6 separate regions of the Mus musculus genome follow, and all the other regions are linked to region 1. A link is a loop called in an ENCODE intact Hi-C map of the cell type or tissue named here. Cell type or tissue: left cerebral cortex. All regions are shown on one strand. Region 1 has its middle 3.7 kb from the start of Tmem132b. Region 2 overlaps Tmem132b (transmembrane protein 132B). Region 3 has its middle 18 kb from the start of Gm32986. Region 4 overlaps Gm40327 (a long non-coding RNA gene). Region 5 holds the start of Gm32811 (a long non-coding RNA gene). Region 6 overlaps 1700081B01Rik (a long non-coding RNA gene).

Region 1 (5,000 bases):
TCGAAAAACCAAAAAAAAAAAAAAAAAAAAAAAAAGAAAAAGAAAAAGAAAAAGAAAAAGAAAGAGAGAGAGAGAAAGAAAGAAAGAAAGAAAGAAAGAAAGAAAGAAAGAAAGAAAGAAAGAAAGAAAGAAAGAAAGAAAGAAAAAAAGAAAGATGGGTCAGACCTCAAATCAGTCAACAGGGATGATGCAGACTGTGGCCCAGCATCCTTAGTTGAGAACCCAGGGCAGGCAAAACTCATAATCCTCCAAAGAGCCTCAATTTCCCAACCTGAGACATAAAGTCAGGGCAGCCTCTAGCTGGTATTCCCAGGAATGCACACAGGAAACCCCTGACCCGATCCGCCAAGGGTAACACCCTCATGCTCGCTGCAGCCGTTATCACCGTGTCTGATTTGCCTCCATGGGCGAGTATCAGCACACTCCGGCCTTCCCAGCTGGTGAGGGGGCTGGTGGACCTACTTCATTAGTAGGGACTCATTAGTCCAGGCAGCTCCAGGCTCTTCCACAATTTTTTAAAAAAGAAGAAAAGAATAAGGAGCAGGAGCAGGTTAGTTACCAAGAACAAATTCTGCTCTGCCTGCAGCCCTCCTTCATAAGGAATCCTGTCTTTGCCATGCTCCTGGCAAAGGCATCAATAGGTGGACAGTGGGTTCTGGGTTTCTTTCTTTCTTTCTTTCTTTCTTTCTTTTTTTTTTTTTTTTTTTTTTTTTTTTTGGTTTTTCGAGACAGGGTTTCTCTGTATAGCTGCCTCTGCCTCCTGAGTGCTGGGATTAAAGGCGTGCGCCACCACCACCCCGCTTGGGTTCTGGGTTTCTTCTTGAGTTCAGAGGTTCTGTGTGTCCCCTCTCCCTGGTGACTATGGCTGTAGGGGATGCTACCCAACCTCAGGTACTTCTGGGTGCCACTCCAGTCACCTTTTCCACCTCTCCTTCATTTACTAGCGAATATCACTGAGCTGTGCACCTACTGTGCTCGAGGCCTGGGCTGGATGGTGAGGACTCAAGAAGTAAACACAGCAGGAACCGCCACTCTTGAGGAACTGGGATTGAACAGCAGCCCCGTGATGGAGATAGCGCAGGCTGCAGCCATAGCCAGAGGGAGGCCAGGGTGTATTGGACCAGGTCATCAAGAGCTAGGATCTGTGACCAGAGGGATTCTATGGCTTCCTTGGTAGGGGCATAGTACATGGAAGGCAGGCCACAAGCCAAGATCCATAAATCCCCGGGGGTGATGGAAGGCATCGGTTACCTTACCCCCACCTCACACACACTCCCGTTCAGTTCAGAGGTACCTCATCACATCTCAGAGAACCTCTAGAGCTGGGCCGGAGTGCGCTCCCCAGCTGACCCTTGCTGGTGATGATGTAATACCACAGAGGAAGGAGGGGTCTGTTTTGTGGAATGGCTGACAGGGAGAAGGCAGGTTAGTTGCTGTGCGACTTTGTAGAAACCCCTAACGCTTTCTGAGCGTCCCTGCTTTGGCCTGTACCTTCACTGGGCGAGGATTTCTGCGTGTTAACCAAGCCGGTGTTTCTGATAGTATTTATGGAAATTCTAAGCAGAGGGGTCTGGAGGGCCCAGAAGAGCTGAGGAGCTGAGGGTATAACCAGGAGACCCTGTAGCTCCCTCAGCAAGTGTATCTTCTCATCCCTGCTCAACTTCAAATCCCCATGTTTCACCTGGCCTGGGGAGTACCAAGCAGGACTCCCAAGGTTCTATACATACACAAAGAAGCTGAGGTTGGAAATGACTCTCGCCCTGGTTCTGTAGTGTGGTAAGGGAAATCTAACCTGACCTTGAGGTGTAGAGCTCTGACCACCCCGAAGTAGCAGGTGGCTGTTCCCTTGGGACCCTCCCAAGCCTGGCCTCTAAAACCCTGCCCAGGTGCCTCTGGGCTTTGGACAAAGAGCAACATTACCATCTTGTGGCCAAAGCGGGTAGTGCATCCCTAGGTGGTGCAGGTTCCTCGCCCGGGGAATCAGGAAAGCTTGGGGCTGAGGCTCTCCATCCCCAATAGCTGGGCTAGACCAGGCACCAGGCTTGACACAAGGAACCCCAAGTGCAAATCCTGGGAGAAAGGAAGGGAGAATGGAAGGAAGAAAGAAGAAAGAAGGAAATGAAACTCAGGGTTGAAGAGCAGGTTAACAAGATGCCAGAAGTCCCCCATAAGCCTGTGACTTGAGACCAGATGGGAGGAAAAGCAAGAGATCTCAGCAGGAAACGACACTCACCCCACACACCTGACTTCAGTCCCCGGAATCCACAACGGAAGGAGAGAGTTGACTGCCACACGTGTGCTGCGTTACATATAAAGCATCACCATTCCCACTTCATAGTCATGCACAACAATCGCTTTTTTTAAACCGAAATGGTCTCACTATGTAGTCCTTCTGGCCACTTGCTGACTGAGGGGGTGATGGGAGGGGCTCCCGTAACCACTTATGCCAGTGCCCACCAGCAGTTCTTTGCTTTTCTACCGGTGGAAGAAAGCAAAACGCTTTTCCAGAAAGTTTTAGCCACCGTGTCGTCGGGCTGATCCTGCACAGACCATTCTCTGAGAGGATACACTGTGGTGCTTAAACTCTGCTGCTCCTTCAGGCATTCTTGACTTGCAGCCAGAAACAGCCTGGATGATAGATGCCGGTTTTGGGAGAGCCCTGAATGGACAGTCAGTCAGTCGTGCATATTTAGCTCTCAACAGAACAACTTGAATAATGTATGTCAAAAAGTAGAAGAAAACACACACATACATACATACAAAATGTTTCTTCTCCTATGCTGGCTTTTTGAGGGGTAAGTAGTTCTCCAAATCCCGTGTTCCTGACACAGACTCAAGACATAGGTACTGAGAAAACAAAACCTAGATGACACTTGGAGTGTCTTTGGGTGCATTCCATACCCCTCTCCCCACACTCTCTCCCCACCCCTGTGATGGTTTGTATATGCTCAGGCCAGGGAGTGGCATCATTAGGAGGTGTGGCCTTGTTGGAGTAGGTGTGTCACTGTGGGTATGGGCTTTAAGACCCTCATCCTAGCAGCCTGGAAGTCAGTATTCTGTTTGCAGCCTTCAGATGAAGATGTAGAACTCTCAGCACCGCCTGCACCATGCCTGCCTGGATGCTGCCATGCTCCTGCCTTGGTGATAATGGACTGAACCTCTGAACCTGTAAGCCAGCCCCAATTAAATGTTGTCCTTATAAGAGTTGCCTTTGTCATGGTGTCTGTTCACAGCAGTAAAACCCTAATAACTCAGTGAGAGTGTCATGTGACAGCATTGTCACGAGACTGCATTGCTTCAAGCATTCTATATTGAAAGCATCTCTCATGCTGCCTAACAATGTTTCTCTGTGTGACAGTTTGAAAGATGCACTTGGCCCTGCCCTTAGGATAGTCCTTGTTTAGTTCCATCAGTTTCCCTGAGGAAAAACCAAAGGGCCCCCTGTGTTTCACTGGGGGGGGACGACAAAGGTTTGAGGCTGGAGTGTGGCTCAGAAGTGGAACAAGTTCCATCCTCAGCGTTGCAGAGGGAGGAAGGGGAAAGAAGGAAAGAAAGGAGCTGGAGAGATGGCTCAGTTGGTAAGAGCATTTGTTGTGCAACCCTGAAGCATTAGAGTTTGAACCCCGGCACTTGTGTGAAAAGCCAGGTGTGGCCATGAGCACCCAGAACCCTTGAAATGTGGGGCCGAGACAGCTGGATACATGGCCCAAAACAAGGAGTGTAAGAGACCCTGTCTTGAGGATTTAAGGTGGAAAGGGAGAGAGAGCACTTGATGTTCTACTTCAGCCTCTACACTTGCAAAAAATGGGGGGCACAGCGGGGGGGGGGAGACCAGGCCGGGGGGGCGGGGGGGAGATGGAGGCAAAAAAGAGAAAAAAAGAGAAAGAGGGCAAAGGAAAGTCTGTCTAAGCTGCTTTTCTTATACATGGTCAGATGCACCCTTAAATCCACACTGTGGAAGAAGGAGTCAGAGGTTGTCTAATACAGGTCTCCTTATAAAACACATTCAAGCTGGGCAGTGGTGGCGCACGCCTTTAATCCCAGCACTTGGGAGGCAGAGACAGGCAGATTTCTGAGTTCAAGACCAGCCTGGTCTACAAAGTGAGTTCCAGGACATCCAGAGCTACACGGAGAAACCCTGTCTCGAAAAAAAACAAAACAAACGAACAAAACACACACACACATTCAAATTCCCACCCTTTAGTGGCAGTGGCCAGTGGCCTCAGAGCTAATTCACAGCTCCAGACCCAGCCTTCTCTGCTTCCTTGAAGTTTTGCCTGCGAACCTTAGCCTTTAACAGCAGAGTGAAGGCTCCGGCCCCTTCAGTCCCTTGATTCAGTTTTAACGCTTCGCTGCGTCCCATTCGCTCAATAAGTGGAATATTCCAACAGAATTAGCTCCTTACCCACCCCAAATCTGTAAATATTGACGTTTACAATGAAATGTACGTGTTTGGGGAGATCATTGCCACCTCCAATGTCATCACCTTTTATATATATTTACTTAATATACATGTAGGAGTATGTGACTTCCTGTATGTACATCACATGTGTGCAGTACCGGTAAAGGCCAGAAGAGGGCAGCAAAGTCCCCTGGAGCTGAGGCCACAGACTGTCAGAATACTCTTAAAGCCACTGCTGCTGTGGCTGTTGCTGCTACTGGTTTGTTTGTTTGTTGTTTGTTTGTTTGTTTTATTTTGCTTTGGGATTTTATTTGTCTGTTTGTTTGGGTTGGATTTGGGGGCTGTGTGTATGTGTGTGTCCATGTGCTGGAAGTCTACACATAATGTGGAATGCACTCGTATGTGCTCCACCTTTGAGCATTGCCAGCCCCTCTCAGTGTATGAATCCAGACGCTTCGGAGAAACCCAGCATCCTGCTCTCTGCACATGGGGCCTGGGTCCTCAGGACACCACAGGTTTCTCCCATCTGCCTGCCCTTTCCCTTGACCACATCTGCCTATGTGGTTCTTAAATCATTCCTAACTCTCATAAATTCTCC
Region 2 (5,000 bases), 230 kb before region 1:
AGAAAGCATGGTGGACGCCACTTGCTGGCTTACTTGAAGCCTCATGCTCAGTTGGCTTTTATACCTAGCCCAGGAGCACTTGGCAAGGGAATTATGCCACCCACAGTGGGCCCTCTTAAGTTGGGTAGCAAACAGTCAAGACAATCCCTCACAGAGAAACCTGTTGAGGCATTTCCCCAATTGAGACTATTTTATGGGTGTGTCTAAGCTGGATCAGGGTTCGCAGTCAAAGCTAACTATGACAGTAATGAATATTAACTTAGATAACAACCAATACATTGATATAAGACCAATAACATGACATAAAACCTATCAGGTTTTCTATTTAAAGATGTACATTTCATGGTATGTCAAGCACAGCTCTCAAAAGTTGTTAAGGAAAAACAGACAGAGACTGACAATAACCTTTCTACATAACCCTTGTACCTAGATCCACCCCTATCTGTGGCTGGATCTTACATTTGTGTGACCGGACCTGGTTAAACTCAGAAGTTTGTTTCAACCATCCAGGTTTCTGGGTATACCGGTGGATCACAGGTCCACCATCTAGCACCCAAAGACATTGTTTCCTTCCTTCCCAATGAATGCTGAGAAAGCAAATACCTAGCAGACAATAAACATAGCCACAGAAGTCATAGGTACCAGCAACCATAATCTGCCCAGGTCTACGGAAGGAGAATGGTAGGTATTCAAGGGCTAGAACACACAGAAAGGAAACACAGGTGCTCACCTCCTGGCAGAGGCCGGGAGGTGAGCAGGTTTGAGTTGGCTCACTCCAAGATCTCCCAGAATCCTGCAGAAGTGATTTCCAGGATGTTTGGTCCTTAATTAGAGATGCCAAAGACAGAAAGGAACAAACGCTCTAATTGATATTGGAAGCGTAATGAAGCTGACAGAACAAAAGGTTGAGAATACAGCAGTGTGTAGCCACGGCCAGCAAGAAATACATGACACATCTCCAACAATAAAAGTCCAAATTACTAGCATAAAGAAGGACAGAATTAGGCAATAACAGCCAAACTGCCTGACAACTTATTCTTAGCTGCATGGCTCCTGGCAATGGGGGGAAGAAAGGAAATTCACGCCCAGAAATAGACTAACAGCGGGGCTTTTTTATATGGAATTTGTGTCTGTGTGTGTGTGTGTGTGTGTGTGTGTGTGTGTGTGTGTGTGTGTGTGTGAAGCTTTGCAAGGGGACAGAAATCTCTTTTGATTTTTTTTTTCTTCTTCTCTCCATGTTCTTTCAAGTAAAATTCGCATCAGTCTGAGGCAGGTGGATTTGGGTTTCTATGACTTGAAACAACAAGGAAAATAATAGTTGCTCTTTCAGGAATTCATCCTCCTTCTGTCAAATCTCTTCCACCCACCCCTGTCTGTCACACCTGGCCAGCTCCCGCTGTCTGCAGGGTGATATCAACTCAACTGTGTCTCCCTAAGGAGCCGTTCAGAACAAGCCTGCCTTCCATTTAATCCACTCTGTAAGCCCAGCTACATAGGGGAACTTTGATCACACAGCCTGCTGTGAGTGACACACCCTGACCCAGGTAAAGCTGCTACCATGGGGCTTGCTGTCATTTCCCATGGGCTTCAGTGATCAGCTCCCCACACAGCTCAGCAAGTCACAGAACATTTTATCCAGTTCCCTGACATTCACCTCCTCGCCTCTTCCTCTCCCACAGACCAACTTCTTCAGAAGCAGGAACCTTCCCTGGGGTAGAGAAGGCTTTAGAATGTTAATGTTTTTTGATTAGCCTTTTAAGGTCTCATTATTGTGAATCTACCTGATACCTGTAGACTGGGAATGTATTTATGGCAGCCAAAAGTTAACAGGAACCATCTTCAAGACCCGAATGAATTTATATTTATCTCTTTGTGAGTGTGAGAATCTGTCCACTGTGGATGATAGGTTTCTGTGGTTGGCTCGAGAAAATACTGGCATAGAATGTGTTGTGGTTTGAATGAGAAATGTCCCCCACAGGCTCACATATTTGCACACTTTATTTCCGGCAGGTGGCGTTGTTTGAAGACATTGTGAAACCTTCAGGAGGTGGAGACTTGCTGGAGGAAGTATGTCACTGAGGGTGGGCTTAATAATCTATAGGCTTGCCCCATCTGCTGCTCTCTCTCTGATTCCTGACTGCTGATGCAACATAACCAGCCAGCCTCATGTTTCTGCCGCCATGACTTCCCTGCCATTACTGACCCTATCCCTATAAAACAGTGAGGGAAAAAACAAAACAAAAACAAAAACTTTCTCCCTTAAGTTGCTTTTGTCGTGATTTTTTATCACAGGAACTAGAAAGAAACTAAGATATTATACAGACACATAATAAATATGAAACCACCACTGGTTAAATGATTAAATGCCCAGTGATTAAATCATAACTATGATATGGAAGCTGCATTTCACTCCCAGTCTCTGAAGACCCTTAACAAAGGAAAGCAAAACACACAGAGTATCCTGAAGAGCAGGTTCCCAGGTAACCCAAGTCCTATTCCTGAGAATCTGTGAATGTATTCTGATACATGGTGCAGCAAAAAACCAGGGTACCCAAGAGAGATATTCAAATCCTAGCTCCCAATGAGGAAAACCTTGTTTAGAAAACAAGATTTTTGCAGAGAGAAGCTTAAAGGTCTCAAGAAAAGGTCATCCCATGTTGGAATGGCTCTTAAATTCAACAACAAACTCCTGTATAAGAAAGGTCGTATAGAAAAACAGTGGTATGCTCACACAACAGTGAAGACAGGGGGTGAAGCTATAGGAGCCAAGGAATGCCAGGAGCCACCTTTCCCAGTGCTTCTTGGAAAAGCAGGGTAAGTTGTACATTACGAACATCTACCTCTTTCAGGCATCTGGTTCAATAGTAACTTTTTACATCAGCTCTTGAAACAATGCATTGGACAAAGTGTATTGAAGCTCCATCGACAGCCCTGAGATGGCCTGTCAGGGTGGCTCCCATGTTGTGAGTACAAATGTCTACTTGCCCCAGACATGAAACTAACAGTAACTCCAACAAGTCCAACTTAGTGAACCAGTGAATTTATTGGGATTATTACTTACAGAAATATGGGTGAGGGATTGACTCAAAGAGTCGATGAGAAATTACTCAAAGACAGCTGCTTCACCACAGTCCAACGCCTGCATGGGTGACAGGTCACAAAAGCTAGGAACCTGGAGCACACTGCACAGCCTGCAGGCAGCTCAATGGATTGAAGAATGTCCTTTCCTGGTAGATCAGTTGGTCTGAGTCTCTTCCTTAGGAAACCATGTTGGTTCCTACTTCTTTCGGGATTTATGGTCTGAGTCTCTTTGAAGCATCTCTACTGATCTTTGATGGTCTCTCAGCAGTCTTTACTGCTAATACATTCTTGGAAAGGAGGGGTCTGATGAATCTGGTCAATTTCAGGAACTTCCTGAAGCTATTTTGAGTTGTTTACTTCCTGTCTCAAGGAGTTTCCATGCAGGATAGAGTCTGCTACCCAACACCCCATGTAAGCAGTAAAGATATTTATAGTGAAATATGGGAGGATCAGAGTTAGAGAAACATTGCATTGACGGAATCAGAAAGGAGGGGAGGACAAGACAGAGAGAATAGAGGCAGAGGAAGCAGGCTTTCAGAAAGGAGGAGGGGACATGAGCTAAGAAGGTGGGTGGCCCTTTTAAGTCTAGAAGAGCCACAAATGATTCTATCTTCCAGAAGGAACACAGCCCTCCCAACATCTTTTAGAGTCCAGCTTACAGAATAAGATAACAAATGTGTGTTTTACGCTGCTAGTTGTTACAGATACCATAAAGACAGATGTGAGGACCCTAACTCCCCTTCAGGTGTGGCTGTAGGTTTACTGTTATTAAACTCTTGAGAATGCTAATTCCTTATCAGCATCTCCAGGGGGCGGCACTTTGCTTTGTTTTGTTTTCAACACCCTAAACTGTAAGGAACAAACCACTTAGCCCCTTAAATAGCAGCTGATAGGATACCTCCCTTGTGCTTAGAGCCAGAGCTGTCTGTCAACCAAGCTGCCCCTTCTCCCAACATTCCACCATCACTGAGGAACCTGAGCCCTGGTTGCAATGACCAGTCCAGCCATGTCAACCAAGCTGCCCCTTCTCCCAACATTCCACCATCACTGAGGAACCTGAGCCCTGGTTGCAATGACCAGTCCAGCCATTGGTGCTGCCACAGTTACTGCTCCTGACTCAGCCACAAAACCTCCAAGCAGCTAGTACAAGCTTTGGAAGACTCTACTCTGAACGAGCCAAGCCACAACGTACCTTAGATGACCCAGTTCCCTGGAGTTACCCTCGCCCAGGACAAAAGGAGGCATGTCTCCCTAGAGTCTTAGCAATAAGTAATGCAAATGTAATACAAAGCTTGTGACTAGCCCTTAGGGAAGTCTAATGATTAATGGAGTTAGAAGCTATGCATCTGTCAAGCTGGGATGACAATCCACACAGACATACCTGCCTCTCTTCTGGTCACATGAGCAGGATGCCTGCTAGTCTGGGGAGCATCTCTCCCATGGACCTCTCTCTCCTGGTGTGGCACTATCAGGATGCCAAAGTCCTCTCCTCTCCACTGCTCTTCTGCTCCAATGTGGTCTGTATCTTAGATACAGTGGAATGGAAGTGGTTGTAGGAAGAATAGACAAATACCTAGAGTATCCAGCCACTGCCACAATTACAGCAGCAACATTGAGGAGCCAGATGAAGAATTCTGAGTGTCTCCAAAGCTGAGGACCCAAAACACAAAGCAGAAGGAGGAGTAGAGTCCCACAGAGTGAATAAAGGCAGAGTCTGGATGAAGCCAAGACTATACAAGATGGTTAGAGTATTGATAAAGTGGAGAAACTGAGACTATAGAAGACAAAGGCCACCGGGCGTGGTGGCACATGCCTTTAATCCCAGCATTTGAAAGGCAGAGGCAGGCGGATTTCTGAGTTTGAGGCCAGCCTGGTCTACAAAGTGAGTTCCAGGACAGCCAGGGCTATACAGAGAAATC
Region 3 (5,000 bases), 380 kb before region 1:
GATGCAATCATGAACGGGAAGCCCATCGTCCGGCCATGTGTCCCATGATATTCTATGCCCAGCCTGTGATTCCAGTAAGGCCAACTCACAGGAAAGTGCCCACCAGTTTTTAATCCATAAATAAAATGTCTTACATGTATTATAGTTTGCACTTACCTGGTTGTCCTAGTTGATCTTGTCAACTGGACACAACCTACAGTCATGTGAGAGGAGATGGCCTCAACTGAAGAATTACCTAGATCGGGTTTGTCTGTGGGGGGTTGTCTTCATTACTATTGACATATTAGGGTCCAGCCCACTGTAGGTGGTGCCGTTTCTTGAGCAGGTGTTCCTGGGCTGTGTAAAGAAGCCAGGGAAGCATGAGCTTGAGTGAGCCAGCTAGCAGTGTGCCTCCACGGTTTCTGCCTTGAGTTCCTGCCTTAAATTCTCTCAACCATGGACTGTGACCTGGGTGTGTAAACCAATTTGCATTTGAACAGAGTTGTTTATCACAGCCATATTAAAGTGGTATAAGGACCGTAGAAATCCTGAAGAAGAAATTGTTAAATTACCATAGAATGCATTAATGACTTCTCCAGGATCTCTCTCGTACTCACTCTGACTCCACCCCTGAAGATGCTCTCCTAACACCATCTATTGGGTCAGCATTTAAACATGTGAATTTGGAGACTTCTGAACAAATGCCAGGTCCCATTCGCCAACTGGAGCTCACATTTATTCCCCACAGAAAACTAAAGGACAAACACACTAAGGCTTGGGCTACCAGAATGATTAAGTGTCTTGGGGTCTTCCGGATGATATTTTCCTTCTTCCCAGACTTCAGCCACAGGATTCCAAAATCCATTAGTGACTGATGCTGGAGACAGAAGAGCTGAGAGACAGAGTCCAAGGGGCTGAGGAAGCCACTGCCAATTCTCCTCCTTGCACAGACCCAGACTGTCTTCCCATCTGTGTTGTTCAGTCTCCTCCAAGCAAGGAAGTGAGCATAGACCCTCCTGAGTACCATGGAGCAGCAGAAAGGATGAAAATCAGAGCAGAGCTGAGCCCTGGTTTCCTTGTTCCCCTTTGTGACACTCAAGTAGTTTAACTTGCCAGGACCACATTATGTAAAGAGCATGAACTAACACGCCTCTTAAGGGGAACTGCATCCTAGTGTTAGCATCAAACGGCATGTGGTGGGAGATTGTCAGTAATTGACTTTTCCAAGTATCCATGGGTCCATTCTGTCCCCAGTGCTTCTTCTGGGAAAATGACCAAGTCTTTCCAGTTATAGAACAACATGAGGCAGCCACTGCCATGTCAATTTTAAATCAGCTTTGATGCAGGCAAAAGAACACCAGTCCACTCGGTAGAGCCTTAGAAAATTCTGTTTGCGTGTGTATATACATGTATGTGCATGTGTGTGACTATGTGAATGGTATGTGCACGTGTGTGCATGTGCGTGTATGCCTGTGTGTATGTGCATGTGTGTACACTTATGTGAGTGGATACGTATTCATGTGTATGTCTGTGTGTGCATTTGCATGGATACCTGTGTGCATCTGTGTATGCATGGCCATGTACATAGATGTGTACTCGTGTGCATTTGCATGTGTAGCACTTGTAAGCATCTGAAACTGAACCAGCATTTTTTTTTTCTCTACTTTGTTGAGATCTCACTTCTTTACGATGTCAATATCCAATATGGTCCCTGTAAAAGTGGTTATTGAACACTTGGGATGGGTCTGACCCAAATTGGGTCTCTATACGTATGTATTTCACACTGGGTTACTGAGATCTAAAATAAAAATGAAAAAAAGGAAGTTATATTTATATGATTACATGCTGAAATGAAACATTTAGCTATAGGTTTAAGTAGTATATATTAATAAAATCAATTTTACCTGTTTCTGTTTCTGTTTTTCTACTTATGTTTGTGACTCGCATTAGACAACACTGTTCCCCAAGAATGTGAACTTGTGAAGCAGAAATTGCATAGAAAACTCTTGTATCTCACATTTAAATTTCCAAGAAGGCAATTCAGATTGGCTTACAATCTGTTACGATTAGCTACTTAACTGCAGGCCTGATGACCCCACATGGTAGAAGGTGAGAACAGACTCTTGCAAGTTGTCCTCTGAGAGACACACACACACCACCACCACCACCACTACCACCACCACCACCATCACCACCACCACCACCACCAGCAACAGCAGCAGCAGCAGATACAATAAGAATATTTTTAAAATAAAAAATAAAATTTAAGCCATGGGGCCTCAGTTCTTGAAGACCCAACCAGACATTCTGATATCATTGTTTATCTGCCCCCCACCCCATCCCCATCTTAGCCACTAGCCAGTCATCTGAAAAATGATTATTCTAAGGTTAAGCAGGCTAGCTGGAGCTGCTTGGTTGCTTCTAGAAATGTGTGCTATTGTGTCTATGTTTTTAATGAATAAGTGGCAGCAACATATTTGTGTTGATACTTAAGCTTCCTTTTGATGAAGAAATTTCAAACTTCTTGAGGTAGATAGATATAACCACTTGTTTAATCTCAGGACAAAATGAGAAGCACATACTGACTGTTTCTGTCCTAGCTACTAGACAGAGCTGAAGAAAATACGCTGTATCTGCACCTCAGATACATTGCAACTAGGGTTAGAGCTGAGAGAAAGGTTATCACCCAGAGTTTGCAAGGCCCTGGAGTGACACCCAGTACAGCAACAAAAACATTCATCAAAAGGTAAGATGTTTCCTGCTCATTTTTATCCCTCTCTGAAACCCACAGAAGCTTAGAATCCTATTAATGAACCAAAGGTACAGAGTACAAAGAGATACAAATTGGGCTATAAGAATTTAATGAAATTTGAAGAAAGTCTATTTTCCCAGGTGGTCAGGATGAAGACCACTTGCTTCTTTTACAGAGGACCCAAATTCAGTTCTCAGCACCCACATAAGGAGGCACACAACCGCCTTTAACTCTTGCTTAAGGAGATCTGTCGCCCCCTTCTGGCCTCCATGAGAATCTACACATATACTTATACACATACACATACATACACATATACATAATTAAAAATAAAAATATAGCTTAAAATAAATATATACTTATATCCACAATAAAATCTACCACCCCACAGTGTAGTGGTCACTAATTTTAATATATCATTGAAGATGGCCAGAAAAGTTCCTACTGCCTTGTGTCTACTAAGGAGCAAGCATGTTTCCTTGTGTTCACCGGGGCAGAGCCTGGACCATATGCAAATGCATTGCCATTGTAACCAATCACACCTCGGTAGCAGAAGTGGAAACATGAAGGCCTTTTACTTTTATGATGTAAATACTCTCACCTCTTCGCTTTGAAGCCACTCATCTCTGTTGATTCTAATTCCCTTTTCCCCCCAGAGTGTTTCTAGTCTATTGTTAGATGTGAGCTTCACTGTTGCAGAGTGCCCAAGTTTGATGTGGTTATTAAAATGGTGCCGATATAAATTACCATAGCGACAAACACAAATTCATAGCCCAATTTATCCTGTGGGGGCTGAAGTCTTCTACAGCTCTTGGAAAAGTACAGAGCAGATGAAGCAAAGACTCAGAGGCTCAGATACCCATCATCGTTAACTGATAATAAAGCCCCGGCAGCCTCCAGTAATGGACAACACAAGCCATTTCTTCTGATGGCCTGAGTGTGAGCCCATCTTCACCTGTGTGGCATGTGTTTATGTCCATCATACACGGGCTACATTCTGATGACCTTGGAGAAGGAAATATCCCCACCACAGCAAAGGACTCTCTCTGTCTCTTTTACTTGTAATTATTTCAGGCTTGACTGATAGCCATGGGGTCTCTGTCCCTTAGTAATTAACATGAATCTAAACAGTAAAAAGGACAGACACCAAAAGAAGGACAGATCCCTTGCACCAGACAGCAAATACAGTGCTAAATATAGCTGAGGAAAATATATGGTTGGGGGGTGGGGGCTCTTCTCAGTCCCGTCCCTGTTTGACAGGCACATAGATCTCTTGTTGCTCCCTCATCCAAGTGCAGAAGTTAAAAATAAGAGGTAACACCTGTGTTCTTAAGCAGCATTCTCTGGTGACAACGGCTTTCAAGGGACCGGTGTATTTTTGGATAGGCACACTGAGACATCCCTTAAGCAAAAAAAAAAAAAAAAAAAAAATCCTCGGGAGGATTTAGGGTTGCTTCCAGCAGGAGAGCATTTGTGAGTTTATCCTTCCCTGTGTGTGATTGTGGACAATGTTAGAAGACAGATCCATCCCTGCATGTCCTTTTCCCAAGACTTTGTTCCATGGCTGAGGACTCTATGCCCTTAATATCAAACGCTAACGGGTCCCAAATAGTGAAAATCCCACCAATTCTCTAGGTGTGAATTTGAAGGGGGAAAAACTCATCTTTCTCCTATCAATGTTGGGAACTAAACACTATTTTTATTTATGTTTGTATGTGTGTGTGTGGGGGGGGGGTGCATGTGCAGGCACATGTGTGCGTATAGGTGTGCCTGTACATGTGTGTGTATAAGCATGTGGAGTCCCTAGGTTCGTGCCAAGTGCCTCTCTTGATCATTCTCCACCTTATACATTGAGGGATGGTCTCTCACTGAACATGGAGCACACGATTCTGACTTCTCTGGCAGCCAGGACTACAGGTGGACCACAACACCCACACGGCTTTTAAGCGGGTTCTAGGTTACCCATTCAGCACCCTCCCAGCCCTGGGAGAAAAAAAATTAGAAGTGTTGCCTGAAGGAGCCATACTTGCATTAGCTCAAAATAGTTTTTACTTCCTTATGTTGTTGGCACACTTTCAAACACTAGAGATTCATAATATAAACAATCCAACAAACGCTTTTGGAGAGATGGCTCAGCACTTAAGAGCACTAGCTGCCCTTTTGGAGGACCCAGGTTCAATTCCCAGGGCCCACATAGAGAGGCAGGGGAGAGAAAGGGGGAAAGAAAAGACAAAACTGAAAAATAAATATAGAATCCAAGCTGAAGGGC
Region 4 (5,000 bases), 300 kb before region 1:
CACACACACACACACACACACACACACACACACAGATGTACACTTTCAATACTTATTTTTATGTCAAGGTGGTGTCAACTCCTGACACAATCAATGTACAAGAAGAGAGGTTTAGGGCACACACTCACCAAGGACAGACTGTCATGACAGGAACAGCATGGCAGGCATCAGCGTGTTGATCTGTGGCATTGAGAGCCTGCATGGGGCCTTCTCACGTTTGGGTGGATTAAACCGCCAAGAGTTAGGTCAGAACCAACCAGCTCCCTCCTTCCTGCCCCAATGACCTACTTCTGCTAGGGCACAGTCCCAAAGGTTCCACAACCTTCCTAGACAGTTCCACCAGTTTGAGACAACTGAGCCTGTGGGGAAATTTCACACTCAAACCTTAATGACACTGAGCCAGGAAAGTGCAAAATACTTTTTGAAAATAGTTTAATTTCAATTCTGTAAAAAGGACAGAGAGAACTCCTTTGAAATGGATTGATTTAGTTTTTAGCTTGCAAAGTGCACCCCAAACGATAGTGTAGAAAATGCACAGTTTTCTATGTAGCAAGTGAGGGCTGAAAACAACACACTAATGGAGATAAAATGCAAAGAACTGGGATATATAGTAACAATTCCAACTGCCAGCGTGAAAGATTCTTTTATTTATATATGTGAGCTGTCCTTGTAATTTCCCTACTGGGTTGATTTTACAAGGAAAAAAAAAATGCCTATCCTATCGACCACAGTGTCATTCATCACGGTGTTAGGGGCTCCAATCTAGGGATTCATCATCAGGGTTTGACAACAAAATCCATCGGCTCAATACACCAGGCTTTAGCGGGAAAGTGAGTTACAAGTATGTAATGCCCCTTGGTGTCTTCTCCGTGAGTCCGTTGTATGGGTGCCCTGTTGTTGGATGGTGGTGGTGGTGGTGGTGGCTGTTTTTAGATCTGAAATGTTGAATGCAAAAGCAAGTGGCAGGAGCCTGATAGGCCTTTGCATCCTCACTTTCTCCGTCCCATCTCTCTCTAATTCTCCCAATCCCCAGCTTTCATTCAAATATACCAAAACAGCATGAAATCAAGATGAGTTCATCATCTCTAATTTGTGCTTGCATGTCGACTGTAATCGTCTTGTAAGCATTAAAAGCCAAGCTAAGACACTGCCTGTCTTAGATAGGGTTTCATTGATGTGAAGAGACACCATGACCAAGGCAACTCTTTTAAAGAAAACGTTTAATTGAGGTTGTCTTACAGTTTCAGGGGTTCAGCCCGTTATTATCATGGTGGGAAGCATGGCAGCATCCAGGTAAACATGGTGCTGGAGAAGGAACTAAGTATTCTATATCTTAATCTGAAGGCAACCAGGAGGAGACTTGTAGCCACATGCAGCTAGGAAGAGCATCTCTCTTCCTCACTGGGCAGAGTTTGAGCACTAGGAGCCCTCAAAGCCCACCTACACAATGACACACTTCCTCTAACAAGGCCACGCCTCCTAATAGTGCCACTTCCCATGGGCCAAGGATATTCAAATCACCACACTGCATCAAAGGAAAATGGCAGAGAGACATAGAGGATGATACTGCATGACTGCCTTCCTCTAGTCACAGGTGCTACATACCTGCACACATGTATACACACACACATACACACACACACACACACACACACACACACATACACACACACTCCTATCACATGTGCACATGCACACACACTTATCTATTTATTTACTTACTTTGTTTTAAATTTTTTGCTCAAGAACTTCGTACATACACATAATGTGTTTGAGCAAATCCATCCCCATCCTCTCCCCCTTGAATTCCTCCCCTTTTCCACTTTCCCCCCTTAATTCCATGTACGTTTTTATAAAAACCACTGAGTCCATTTAGTGCTGACTACATGTGTGGGGGTAGGGACAAACATCCACTGGAACATGGGCAGCCTGTCAGAAGCCAAATCCATGAAGAAAACTGGCCCTCTCCCCTGCAACCATCAATTGCCAATAGCTCCTCAGTTTTGGGTGGGACTCTCTGAGTCGCCCCCTGTCTATTCTGGGATTTCTCTGTGCATATTTTCTTGATGATATCCTAGCCACTATGAGTCACACACACACACACACACACACACACACACACACACACACACACCAAATTTTAAAACCAGAGAATGGTTTTAAAAGGTTACATAACATCCTAAATTCAATTAATTGGTGTCAAAACATTTGAATTCCATACCAGATCATAATACTATCTATATAAAATTAAATTATTCAAATGAATATTTTAAAATTCAGTGGATCTTTATCTGTTAAATAGCACAGACTGAACAAAATCAGTTAGTGCCAAACCTCCCTATGGCTGCACCAGAAAAAAGTGTAAATCAGTGTTCAAAGCCATGAATCCACAAGAGTAAGAGGGCCGTCAGAAATCGAGGACATGCAGGATACGGTATGGAAGCTCAGTACACCAAAACAGGTGTACCATTAGCAAAGAGCCTGGAAAATTGGCCACTCATGCCTTCACAACCTTCACAGACTAGGGAAAACCCAGGGGTAGGTACTTCCAAAGTGGGAGTAAGAAAACTTTAATATATTACAGGACTCTTGACTACTAAATACAGTGTGGGCTGGAATCTACAGTGTGAAAGAGTTTAATAGTGACAGCATCCATTTTTCTCCTTGCTGTGACAAAATTGTTTCATTTAGGGGCTGGAGAGATGGCTCAGCTGTTCAGAACCCTTTGCACTCTCACAACTGACTCTGACTCTGGGAGATCTGACTTCTTCTGGCCTTTGCAGGTACTACAGCCATGTGGCAGACACAAAAAGACCCATAAGCAAAAATAAAAATTTTAAATGAGTCATTTAGTTGATAATAGTGCCCCAAGGTCTGTAGAGAGAATCTCTTATAAGCATCACCTGTCAATAAAATAAAGTCTATGACCAATGAGCTGAGGCAAAAAATAGGAGGTGAGACACTGGCAGTAAGAGAATAAAAGGAGATTCAGGGAAAGATGCTGGGGCAGATGCTAAGGGAGATGTTGAGGAAGATGCTAAGGAAGAGGATGAAAGAGAGGTATCTAACCATGTAGAAGACTTAGAATAGTTTGAATGGGTTAAATAAGTTAGTCCAGGAAGGAGCCAAAGCTTGTGGCCTAGGCATTTGTTAATAAATAGTCTCAGAGTCGTCATTCAGGGAGCAGGAACAGGGAAGGAAAAACGGATTTTTTTTTTACAAAGGTTAATTTCTCCTAATTATTTTCATACGATTATGTAAGATGCTAATATATGGAAATCATGTGTAGGGTATGCGGGAAATTGCAACTATCCTAGAGAATTCTAAAATAAATGTGTTTTTTAATTCAAAGTCGGTAGAGGTATTTTTTTCCATTTCCATTTTTCAAGTTTCTGTATATTCTAAAATATATGTGTTTATTATATCTACAGTAGAAAATGTCCTTGTGATGTAAGGAGATGTTAGTCAGCTCTACTGAACTGGTTTCTGGGAGTCAGTTAGCCTTAGGCACTGAGAGCTATGATGACTTAAGATGGGCCCCAGAGTGCTTTCGGAGGAATCACAAACTGATGAGCATGAGCTTGTGGTCACATTGACCCCAAAAAGTGACTACACACACACACACACACACACACACACACACACACACACAGAGCGACCATCAATTACCAACAGTACCTCGGCTACAGCTGTGGCTTCGAGATCCTGGAGCAGGTGGCATTGGTTTTATGTCTCTTCATGCTTTGGTATGAACAGACAAACACACTCCTAACTCTCCCTCTGGTCCCCCTCTTCCTCTATAGTGAGCTCCAACACAGTTTGTTATTTCTGATTTTAGCAGCCATCCTGTCTGGGCTTACCTCTTCCAGAACTTCCTTCTTTTCAGTGTGTGTGTGTGTGTGTTTTTCCTCTACATGTGCATGCACACACATGTGGAAGCCCAAAGTGGATTCAGGAAATGTCCCTAATGTCTTGTCTATCTTGTTCACTGAGGCAGGATGTCTCACAGGCAAAGCTCCTTGGTATGGGTCGTTTTTCTAGACATCTTGCTCTGGGCATCCTGCCTCTGCCTTCTGGGGTGGAATTACAGGATACTCTCCACATCCACGTGGCGTTTATGTAAGTTTTGGGGGGGGGTAGCAAGTGCTTACCTGCTAGGCTTTCTCTCTAGCCCCTTCCAGAACTTTCTGTCGCAACTCTCTGTCACCTTGTCTTTTGAGATGTATCAAGTGTGCTTGACAAATGGAAGCTGTATACATTTGAGGTATGAGGTGTAGTGTTCTGATCAAATTATACATTGGACAGACATTTCTAAGATCAAGCCCATCTATCACCTCATTCGGTCTCCCTGTGTCTCTGTTTCTCTGAGATCCACTCCCTTGACATATTCCACATACACAAAACCCCAGTGACAATCACTGTCAGCTCACTGTTCCCGGGCTCTGGTGTGTGTTCATTTTGTAACTGAACGATGTTGTACATTCTGGCCAGTCTATTTCTCAAATAGAAAACTAAGCATGCCAGTCACCCAGTTAAAACCCTCAAATGGATCCTTATCGTCCTGAGGGGTAAGTTGGAAAGTCCCTCTGCTGAGAGATGGATGCTATTCCAGAAAGACCAAAAGTCGTGACACCCCATCCTGAGTCTGGAAAATCATCGGTTTACCTTCTCCAGTTTGTAAACTGACAGAAAACAGGGTTTACGAGACAATGAGAATATAAACCTTCATGTTTCATACTTGGAGTCACATAGGTCATAGATCTGCTGAACTCAAGGTTTCACGGGGGTGTGGTTGGGGGATTCATGTGTGCGTGTGAGTGGAGTGTCTGTTCCCAAGTGTGAGGGCACACATGTATGCATATGTGCAGAGACGAGTAGAATGTCCAGTCTCTTCCTCATCACTGTCTCTCAGTGAACCACAACCCACCATTTTGACTAGTCTGACTGGCCAGTATGCTCTTGGCAATTTACCCGTCTCCACCCTACAATGTTGCAGACTT
Region 5 (5,000 bases), 230 kb before region 1:
ATATTGAAGTTCTCCTCCCTGTTCTCAAGTGATGATCTCTAAAGTGTTTCTCCTTTGGATAGCTGCAAAAAGATGGATTCTGGTGCCTAGCACATCACAGGGGCACCCAGCCTCCTGTCCCATAAGCACCAAATACTAGATTATCCCGTTTTCCACACTGAACATGGTGATCATTCACTTGGTGCTGCGTTAAAAACTTATCAAGGAGTAAACAGGCAAAAGGATTCCTGCTCATACATACATACATACATACATACATACATACATATATACATACATACAGCTAATGTCCAGCGTTAATGAGATGCTGTGGGTGTGAAGGTTAGTGATGGAAATGGAATCCCCACCTTCATCAACTCGTTCTACTGTGAGAGACAGAAATGCACATGAACAGCCAGAGGTCAACGGGTAAGTATGACATCATCAGATGGTGGCAGAGGCACAGATGACGATAAGGACGTGCAGAGAAGATGGGTGTAACCCATTCAGACCTCTCCTGTGGGCTTCCCTTAATTTCCATGTGGTTTTTGACTTTGATGAGGTGGGAGGTGGGTTCTCTCTAATCTACCCCTCACACTTGCCAAAATCACATTCCTGCCCAGTTAATGTCTTCGATTTTTCACTCAAGAATGCCTCCCGGTAATGGAAGGAGAGAACCAACTGACCACCATGGTCAAGCCCCAACCTGTCTTTCCTACCTCACCCTGATACACCTCTTCCTCCCAGTGCCTTCAGCCAGAGGGCTGAGTTTTGCTGGCTTCTCCATACACGTGGAGGACACTCCTCAGCTCTATCTCTGCGGTGAGCTGCCCCAAAGTTATCAGGCAGTCACAGTCATCAGTTAAGTTGCCCCAGCTCAGCTAACAGAGCCCATGCTTTCTTCCTTCACCCGCCTTGCAGAGGAAAGCCGGGGCAACCACAAACAGGCCTCTCTTTCCAGTCCTCCAAGACTCAGTGGTTAATTTGGAAACACATTAACATCTCTAACACCTACAGCAGGAACCTTCCCAAGGAGGATTTTGTTACATTGGTTTATCTGTCAAGTTTTCATCTTCCTTTGTCCTAAATGTTGACCTAGAGGAAAAGGCTCTGGCCATGTACCACCTCCAGTTTCCACAGCAAACACCAAATCACTCATCCCATCCCTGAGGCCCAGCAGACTCTCCCTCAAGAGATTTTTAAATAAAGAAAGTGAGTAAAATCCCTCACTTACATTCTCACAAGGACATGCAAGGGGACAGCATCGCTGAAAGAAGAGAGGAGGAAGTGGGTGAGAGACCATGAGAAGAGAAGATGACAGCACCCCATCCCGGCACAGACCTGTCCTCTAGCTCCTGGCATCCCTCACCTCAGCCTTCCTACAGTGGGTTTCTAAAAAACCGCATCCTCCCTTGTATCTAGGAAGGCTTTGAGGATTCAGTCTCCCCAACCTCAAACCAGGAGACCCAGAGAACACAGCTCTGCCTCAGGTTTCTGAGGCCCGGGGCCCATGGGAAATGAGCCTGTGAGCCAATCCACAAGCCAAGCCCAAAAGTTATCTGTTACAGATGAACAAAACCTCATTGTGTGGGGGCTTGAGATGTGGCTATCAGGACCTATGCACTGTCCTGAGTTGAATATCCAACACCAAAACATTGCGTGTACCTCTACATTTTTTTAACCTTTTGTCTGTTGATGAATATCCAGGCTGATTTGACATCCAGTCAAACTCAGGTGTGGACCACTGTGCCTATTTGATGTGGTGTTGAAGATCGGATCCCAAGGTTTCATCCAAGCTAGGCAAGTGCTCCATCAACTAAACCACAATGAGGATAGATGAGCATGTGTCTCTGTGCTATGCTGGTGTAGATTCCCTTGGGTGTACTCCCACAAGTTGCCTCTCTGGGTTTCTCTGGGCTTCTTCAAGGTCCATCAGCCCTTGCTGCAGTATCTCTGCCAAAAGCTCATACTGCAGACGTGGGTCTGAAAAAGCCTTCTCCTGGCAGAGGAGCCTTTCCAGTTGCTGTTAGCTGTCTCTATCATCTGACAGGGCTGGTCCCTGAGCTCTTGTGGTTGGAGTCAGCTCACTGATTCTTCAACAAATCCACAGTCTGTGCTTCAATGGGCATGTATCACCACCTTGGACTTCAACTAAGAGATGCTGTTGTTGGCAACAAAATGTCTTGTCTCTCCAGGTTGTGTTCTGATTTGGTTTGGTTTGGTTTGGTGTTTTTGTTTGTTTGTTTGTTTTGTTTTGTTTGTTTTTTGAGACAAGGTCCCAAGTATTCCATTCTGGCCTCAAACTCCCTAGGTAGCTGAGGATGACCTTGAACTTGTGGTCTTCCTGCCTCCACTTCCTGAGTTCTGAGATACCGGGGCACACACCACCATGCCTGGTTTCTGTGGTGCTGGGGATGGAACCCAGGGCCCCATGCTCGCAAAATAAGCACTCTACCAACTGAGCTCCATCCCTAGTGCCTGAACTATATTGTTCTGTGTGCTCACTTCATCCTTTACAGGATTGCGACATCATGACTGCTCCAAGACGACTCCACTGTGTGCTCTCTGCCATCTGCTCAGCATGTTCACTGCTGCAGATGCTTCTAGAAGGCCAGTTTTCTTCTATAGCTCCAACTAACCACAGCGTTCTTCATCACAATGCTCACCGGCCTTACCTGTGTATGCAATGGTTTGTACCCTTGATACCTACCCATCCTCCCATAGCCTGCACACCACAAATACCACCCCCCCCTGGTTATAAATCCTCAGAACCTATCAATGACCCCTAAACTCCACAGGTCACATTTACAGAGGAAGCACACAAGCTTCCGGAGTCACCTAATCCCTCCAGACACCGTGCGTGCGCACATTATTGTTCTGGACCTCAGTCCCTTCCACTCTGCAGTGAGCATGACCTTGCTGATGTCCAAAGGGACAGTGTGAATCTCAGGTAAAGGGCCCAGCAGAGAGTGATAGACAGATAAAGGTTCTCCATTCCTGCCTTTTATAACGTTGCCAATTTAAATAGACTCTTTATGAGTATGTTTCAGGTGGGGGCAGTATTCATGGATTTAGTAAGTAGTTCTGAAATGGGGGTCAGGGGGTGCCCAGTGCCTTCCTGGTGATGCTGAGAGGCTGTTGCATGATTCACAAGCTTGGAGAGGACAGATGCCTCCTTGGAGTCCCAAGACACTAGGAAGTCAGGAAGAGCAGCCTGCCCCTCCCCCACGCATCTCTGAGAGACAATCAACCCAAAGCCAGACTTGCAACCCTTTAGAAACAACTTGAAAATCCACAAGGCAGGGGCCTGGAGCAGCCCTAGGGGGAATGCACAGGCCTGGGCTCTGATTCACACTCTTTCTTTTTGACCTTCAGCTGGAACCATGATACACCATATATTAAACTAGCCAGAAGACAGTTTGTGACTAAAGAGAAACCGTAACAGTAACAGCAATTATCAACTGCATACTCTGTGCCAGATTCTGGGCCCAGTGCTTCATTTACAAAGGTATTTTTAAGAGGAGGAGGGGGGAGGGGAGAGGGAGAGGGAGGGGGAGAGGGAGGGGGAGGGGGAGAGGGAGGGGGAGAGGGAGCAGTACCCATGGAGACCAGAGAAAGGGCATTAGATCCTCTTGTGCTGGAGTGTGGGTGCTGGGAACCCAACTCAGGTCCTCTGCAAGAACAGCCAGTGTTCCATTCCTTCTACTAAGCTATAAATATGAGTCTTATTTATACCGTATTATCATTTGTGTTTGTTTGTTTGTTTGTTTGTTTGAAAGGAGGCATCAAATAGCCCAAATCGGCCTCGTACTCTCTGTGTAGGATGGCCCTGTGACACAAGTGGAGCAAGGCATCTGAGGACACGTGACTCTGTTCTCGGGCCATGGTCAGTCATCTTTGGCTCCTGAATAAACTATCTTTTATTCTCTTTGGCCCTGAGGTCAAAACTGTGTTTCTACACTGTCACCTTGAACTTCTGAGTCTCCAGAACCCACCTCCTGAGTGCTGGAATAGCAGACAGGATAGCAGAGAGAGGGATGTGTTATTATTCCCAGTGGGTGCCATGCTGAGGGTCAAACCTAGAGCTCCTTGCATGCTAGAGGAGCCATCTACCAGCTGAGACTCGTTCCCCAGCCCTCTACTGTACTATCTTTACTGAAGCACTTTCTCCAGTGGGCCAGGTTGACCCCACCCTACCCCACCCCCCAGCAGAGCTCTGAAGTCAGAGCTAATAAATCCTGTAGGTCCTTCAGCACTGGGGTAGGTCAACAAAAACACATGTAAGTCCACCATCCCGGTCTGGCCTTTAAATGTAGCCACTTCAGCATGCAGTTATCCCCCTCTATACCCATGGAGAAATAAGCCAGACTGACATCCATGTGTTAACTGATGGTTAGACACCGGGCTGCCGGGAAGACTCTGATAGATTCATCAGCCTGCCTGCTCTCAGGTGCGTATGCCATTGGGAATGATACTTTTGAAAACTGAAGACAGAAAGTGCTTTCCAGACTAAATCATCTGAGGTGACTCTCATCAGGGAAGTCACTTTGGGGCTGGCTGCATGAGGCCCTTTTGTTTTCAAAAGGGCTTGGCGGAACCAACAAGATGGCTCTCTGGATAAAGATGCTAGCTGCCAAGCCTGAATACTTGAGTTTGATCCCCAGGATCCACAGGGTGGAAGGAGTGAACAAACTCCTGCAAGCTGTCCTCTGACCTCCATATGTGCATCAGGGCACATACACGAGAGAGCGTGCATGCGCACACGCACGCATGTACACACACACACACACACAAGAAAACCAAAGATGCAAAGATGGATGGATGACACCTGAAAAAGGACACCTGTAGTTGACTTCTAGCTTCTATCATGCAAACATGCAGGCATGTGCAAGCACAATCCTACACACACACACACATACACACAAGAATATATAAGCTGTTGCTTCTGGGCCCTTATCAACTTGGCCAGGTGATGGCAGCAAGCAGTGCTGTCCCCTCTAGTGGGAGGCTGCGGGACTCAC
Region 6 (5,000 bases), 1.2 Mb before region 1:
CTGATAGGGGTGTTGGGAACTGAACCCTGGTCCTCTGAGGAGGGTGGTGGAGGAATAGACCCATCAGAGCAAGTTCAGGAGAGAAGGAGATGGTGTCTATCAAAAGAACAAAGTGGTAGAAGCCTGGGTGTTTCTTGGTCACAGGTGTGACATGACATGTTTGTCAGCCTGTTAATATTTATGACCCATTCTACCAAAGCAGCCAGCAGAGCAGCCAATCCATCAAAGGCTTCGTCCCTGGAACAATTCTGTTTCGTGGGGCCATCAGCCCTGAAAAGCAAAATTGAGAACAATTACTGAAGAACGTGATGCAAATCTTCATAGTTGGTGAAATAATCAGGATTCTGTATTTGTTTGCTTTAACAGATTGCCCATACTGGCAGGTGAGCCAGGTCATTTATCACTGAACGTTCATAATAAATACGCTCATGTCACGAGCCTCGAAAGATCTCTGACTGCTCCCAGAGTCCATGTGCATCTTTCTAAAACTCTGCACTTCTACTTAGAAATACCAGATCTGAACTCCTGAACTCCAGAGAGCTCTGGGTCTCTGCTGTTTCGTAGGGAACTCTCTTTTCTCCAGAACTGGAGAACTACGGAAAGGTTTGTGGCTAAGGGAGGTCAGAGTTGTTTAATTTGAACTTCACTCACTGGCTGCTTCAGGATCTCAACGTGCCTCAGCCCTATGCGGGCTTGGCTTCCCTTTCTGCTGGGTAGGGTCTCTAATTCCTTCTAGAACAGTCTTCTCAGTTGACTTTGAGGATTGTAGAAGGAAAGGACAGTCTTGTTGTGTGATGGCCAGCAAGCTCATTATTTATGGCACCAGAATAATCCAGCATGGTTAAAAGGGAAGGCTTAAATAGTGATGAGGCATCTTCTAAGAGCATAGCGGAGTTAGAACTTACGGTCCATCTTGACCCAACCACCACTCCAACTATATGCCAGCCTCACCTGAAGCAAACAGCAAGCAACGTGCCCGTGATCTTTCAGAGTAGCGTTTTGACCTATTTTAACTGCAGAGCCCATGGTACCGATTCCTAACTGGCTTTAATTTCTCAACTAGTCAAAGTGATGTGCCTTTGTCCTTTGTCTTTTATTTGTATTAGCATATATTAATTATTCATAATGTGCCCTATTATAGCATTTTCATGTGTATGTGCAGTGTATTTTGATCATCTTTACTACTCATTATTCTCTCTTGTCCCCCCTCCCCTGACCATCCCTGCTGATCTGCTTTCAAGTAAGCTTCCATCACACCTCCATCTCCTCCTTCCCTTTCTCCTCAAGAGTTAGGGTTGTTAAAAAAAGACCACAGGGCAGCGAAGTGCTTATAGAATTGTATGTGCACTTTACCAGGGCTACACCAATGAAGAAAACGACTTTTCCTCCCCCAGTTGTAAATCCCTAGGGATGGGTGGGGCTTCCTTAACTCCTCCCTAACACCAGGACCAGATTATGTTGTCAGCACAGCTGTAGGGGAGCACTGAGGTGCAAAGCCTTTCCAAACCGGGAGGTGATGCCCCCATCCCTTCTTCCTCCAGTTCTTCCATTCTCTCGGCCCCTTCTGCATGCTCAGAACGACGTTTCCAAAGTTCATTTTATGTTTAAGTGACTACGCAAGGCAGTAGATCTCATTAGGTATTTTTGAACAAGGTGTACTTTTAGTAGGGTCTCCTCAATCACTCCCACACTGCTTCTTAATGCTCCTAACCTCCCCACCACAACCCCCTATATAAGCTGCCATTCCCACGAGACATGTCCTTCCTTGGCACCTTTTTTTTTTCTCCTTCTTGCTTAGGATTTACCCACAATCAGGCACACACACACACACACACACACACACACACACACACACACCATAAAGGGGCAGTGAGGATTCCCATATGAGAAAGAAAGCATGCTGCTTGTTTTTCTGTGTTTAGGCCACGGCACTTAATATTATATACTTTCCAGATCCATCCATTCATATCCGCCCCACATCCTCATCCCTCCGCCCCCGACCCCTCCACCACCACCACCACCCCCGCCACCCCCCCTCCCGCCACCTCCCCCCCCCCCCCCCCCCCGCCTCCCGCACAAAATTTTGCTCTTTCCCGAGAGTCGTAGGCGACAGTCCCGATATTCCCACTAGGTGGCGCTGGCAGACCAGCTTGTGACACGTGTTCGCCCTGCCCCCTCCCAAGAGGCACCCGCCCTTCACTCTTTCCCTTCTGGGGCTTCCTGGGACCTTTGCTTTCCAGCCTTTGCTTCCTTTCTTCCACCTTAGGAGTTCCTGCTCCGGGCGTGGGCCAAGGCTGCCTCCTCCTCTGCAGGCCTCCTGGCTGCTTGTGTGAAATGTACCTCCTCGGGGCAACCCACTAGCCCTGCTGTGGTTTTCCTTGTTAGTTGAATAGAAGACATTGCTTGCTTAAGCTCTTTTGCTTTTATATAAAACGACGGAAACCTATTATAAAATTTATAAACACAGGAAGAAAAAAAAAAAAAAAGACGAATCTCAGCCTCTCCCACGTCACCGGGAGCTATATTGGAGACCATGATTCCATCTATCTATTCCGTATCCTTACATATGCAGAGATTAATGGCTGGATGGGCAGATAAACACACGGCAGATGGGTAGGGCACTTTATGACAGTGAAATCTGACTTCAATAAAGACAATTTATAGCGCATCTATTTGTGAAAGCTACACATTCCTTTTTTATTTATAGTTAGAACATTAAGAATTCAAAATACACTTGCTGTGTTTCACAAAACAAACAACCACTGTGTGTGTGTGTGTGTGTGTGTGTGTGTGTGTGTGTGTGTGTGTTCCTCTATTCATCTATCCATGGACCATTAGGTTGGTTCCATATTGCTATTGTCAATAATGCTGCAGGGCATGTGGGAACACACATATCTTGTTTACACAGTAATTTCGTTTCTTTGGATATATATTCCGATGTGGGAATGCTAGCTTGTGTGATCATTCTATTTTCAACGTCTCAAGAAGCCTCCATATGCTTTCCATCATGGCTGGGATAATTTATATCGTTCAGCCCTAACGTAAGAAAGGAAATCCTGACGCTGGAGAGAGACAATGCAGATGATGTGCGAGATAAGCCAGATGCAGAGACACACACTTCCCTGTGGTGTATCCTAGAAGCTGTGCTGTTGATAGGATGGACCATGGGCTATGGATGAGAATGGGGTGACATCCGTTAAAGCTTTAAATAAACGCCATTTATATGGCTGCTGAAAGGGGGGGAGTCGTCTTCTCCAGCGAAGAACCTCTAATAAGTAGATAGCCCTAACCACACACACATGCATGCATACACTAAATAGACTCAGCAAATTCTGTATGTACACCTATGGGTATAACAATAATAATTAAACAAGTTCTCTAGTTTTCAGGGATGTCCAATGCTTGGTACCTACATCAGGAAACCAGAGAGATGGGCTGGACCGCTCAGTGGTTAGGAGTACTGGCTGGCTGCTATTGTAGAGGACCCAGATCACATTCTCAGCATCTCCATGGCAGCTCACAGCCATCTGTAACTCCAGTTCCCAGTAACCTAGGCCTTTTTTGGCTTTCTTGGACACTAGGAATACATATACAGTACACAGGCATGCATATAGAGAAAACACTCATATACATAAACTCATAAAACAAATCCGAAATAAATTTTAAAAGAAATCTGAAAGACCTGAGAGCAAATCTGCATATGAGATGCCTAGCTATTAACACGAGGACAGGTTTGCTTTTGTTTTTTTGACAAATACATTTTTCCAGAGGCTGCACAGAGCTGATGGATCGACACAAGTCACGGGCTCCAGTGGTGTAGCCGCACTGCGATCCGTTGCTAGTGCAGGGACCATGGCAGGATGAGAATGTTTGTAGCCTTCCTTCACAGACTTGGGTTCAGACCCTCGTGGGTTACTTCTCAGCTGTGTTGTCTCAGCAAAGAAAAAAGAAAGAAAGAAAGAAAGAAAAAAAAAACGGCCAATTGTTCTGCATTCAGAACTGCTCGGCTCTATAATGAACTTGTAATTTACTTGGCAGTGTATCGGAGCCGCTGGAGACGGCGGGCAATGGTTTCTGTAGAATGCCCCAGAAACCTCCCAAGGAAGCCTATGCTGCCGGTTCAGCAAGAAACCAAAGAACAGCAAGAAAGCGTGATATTGACATCTAGGAAGGGGACAGCGATGGCAGCCGAAGCCACTACAATTCCCGCAGTGAAAAGGCAACAACACAGGGGTTAATACACTGCAGGGCCTTGACCTCCAGAGACAAAATACTTAGAGCAAAAGTAATGGATGACCAGAACTGGAATTTCTTTAAAAGATAAAATCATGTTTTTTTCGGGTGTGTGAGGGCCTATGTGTCACGGTGTGCATGGGAAGTCAGAAAAGGACTCTAGGTGTCAGTTCCCACCTCCTGCTCGTGAGTCCTGGGTTTCAAAGCCAGGCGGTCAGGCTTGGGCTTGGCCACAAGTACGGGCACACACTGAGTCATCTTGCTGGCCTCAGAACTTGAGTTTTCATAGATTGTCGGTGTTAAGCAGGGCTTGATGACTGACGGACTTTAAACTTGAGCTTGCCTGGTGGCAGAAAGAAACTGAATACACAGCAGCTATAGATTTCAGGCCACGGGGTAACACGTGACCAGGAGGGAAGACTCAGTGTTATATCAGGAGGGTGGCCTCAAATCTCCATGCCTCCTTAGAGGTTCTGTGTGTGGCCTGCTGTCCAAGGGCAGTTAGTGGAAGTGTATATAAGCTGTCCCAGAGACTACTATACACACTTCACACTAGCCCAGGGCCTTGTGTGCACACACTTTTCTGTGTTAGTTTAAAACACTCCCACTGAAGTTTCTTTTTCTTCTATCCGCTGGAATATCTGAAGCCAAGGGAATGCATGGATAGATTAAATGGCTCAGCAGGCACCCAAGCCTGATATATGGAGCTCTATCCTTGGGACAAATGGTGGAAAGATAGGACAGATTTCTGCAAGCTGTCCTCTGAC

Evidence for each region. Hi-C counts contacts between places; a loop is a spot of excess contacts. Peaks named below come from ENCODE experiments on the same cell type or tissue, not always from the same donor. Only the 100,000 strongest peaks of a DNase experiment are listed, where the experiment ranks them.
Region 2: a loop joins it to region 1, with 2.3 times the contacts of the local background. A loop is called at or near these places in 2 of 42 quality-filtered maps.
Region 3: it touches region 1 in a loop (5-fold over the local background); 3 of 42 quality-filtered maps call a loop at or near these places.
Region 4: it touches region 1 in a loop (3.0-fold over the local background); 2 of 42 quality-filtered maps call a loop at or near these places.
Region 5: it touches region 1 in a loop (3-fold over the local background); 2 of 42 quality-filtered maps call a loop at or near these places.
Region 6: it touches region 1 in a loop (10-fold over the local background); 8 of 42 quality-filtered maps call a loop at or near these places.

Annotation. Positions count from the first base shown.
Region 1 is chr5:125,526,228-125,531,227 of GRCm38, reverse strand. No RefSeq gene overlaps it. Among named protein-coding and RNA genes, the nearest start is that of Tmem132b, 3.7 kb to the left of the region's middle. In left cerebral cortex, CTCF peaks have their summits at 1,921 (motif pointing left) and 4,564 (motif pointing right); DNase peaks (open chromatin) are centred at 1,925 and 4,581.
Region 2 is chr5:125,753,246-125,758,245 of GRCm38, reverse strand. The region is part of intron 5 of Tmem132b (transmembrane protein 132B); the gene reads right to left. Among named protein-coding and RNA genes, the nearest start is that of Gm32811, 8.2 kb to the left of the region's middle. In left cerebral cortex, a CTCF peak has its summit at 2,010 (motif pointing right); DNase peaks (open chromatin) are centred at 1,071 and 1,376; H3K27ac peaks cover 2,154 bases.
Region 3 is chr5:125,906,611-125,911,610 of GRCm38, reverse strand. No RefSeq gene overlaps it. Among named protein-coding and RNA genes, the nearest start is that of Gm32986, 18 kb to the left of the region's middle. In left cerebral cortex, a CTCF peak has its summit at 2,975 (motif pointing left); DNase peaks (open chromatin) are centred at 1,180, 3,478, 4,078 and 4,755; H3K27ac peaks cover 2,843 bases.
Region 4 is chr5:125,830,861-125,835,860 of GRCm38, reverse strand. Gm40327 (a long non-coding RNA gene) reads left to right here. Exons shown (of 3, transcript XR_868522.2): 2 at 2,692-2,783. Among named protein-coding and RNA genes, the nearest start is that of Gm40327, 4.5 kb to the left of the region's middle. In left cerebral cortex, a CTCF peak has its summit at 2,756; DNase peaks (open chromatin) are centred at 2,713 and 3,553; H3K27ac peaks cover 1,711 bases.
Region 5 is chr5:125,760,947-125,765,946 of GRCm38, reverse strand. All of the region lies in intron 5 of Tmem132b (transmembrane protein 132B), which reads right to left. Gm32811 (a long non-coding RNA gene) reads left to right here and starts at 2,038. Exons shown (of 5, transcript XR_003955993.1): 1 at 2,038-2,174; 2 at 2,499-2,668; 3 at 2,778-2,929; 4 at 3,355-3,487; 5 at 3,759-3,905. In left cerebral cortex, no CTCF peak of the experiment used is centred here; DNase peaks (open chromatin) are centred at 983, 1,204, 1,936 and 3,152; H3K27ac peaks cover 1,015 bases.
Region 6 is chr5:126,730,876-126,735,875 of GRCm38, reverse strand. It overlaps 1700081B01Rik (a long non-coding RNA gene), which reads right to left. Exons shown (of 5, transcript XR_377078.3): 3 at 1-270. Among named protein-coding and RNA genes, the nearest start is that of Gm33347, 6.1 kb to the right of the region's middle. In left cerebral cortex, a CTCF peak has its summit at 2,165 (motif pointing right); DNase peaks (open chromatin) are centred at 2,216 and 3,014; H3K4me3 peaks cover 409 bases; H3K27ac peaks cover 570 bases.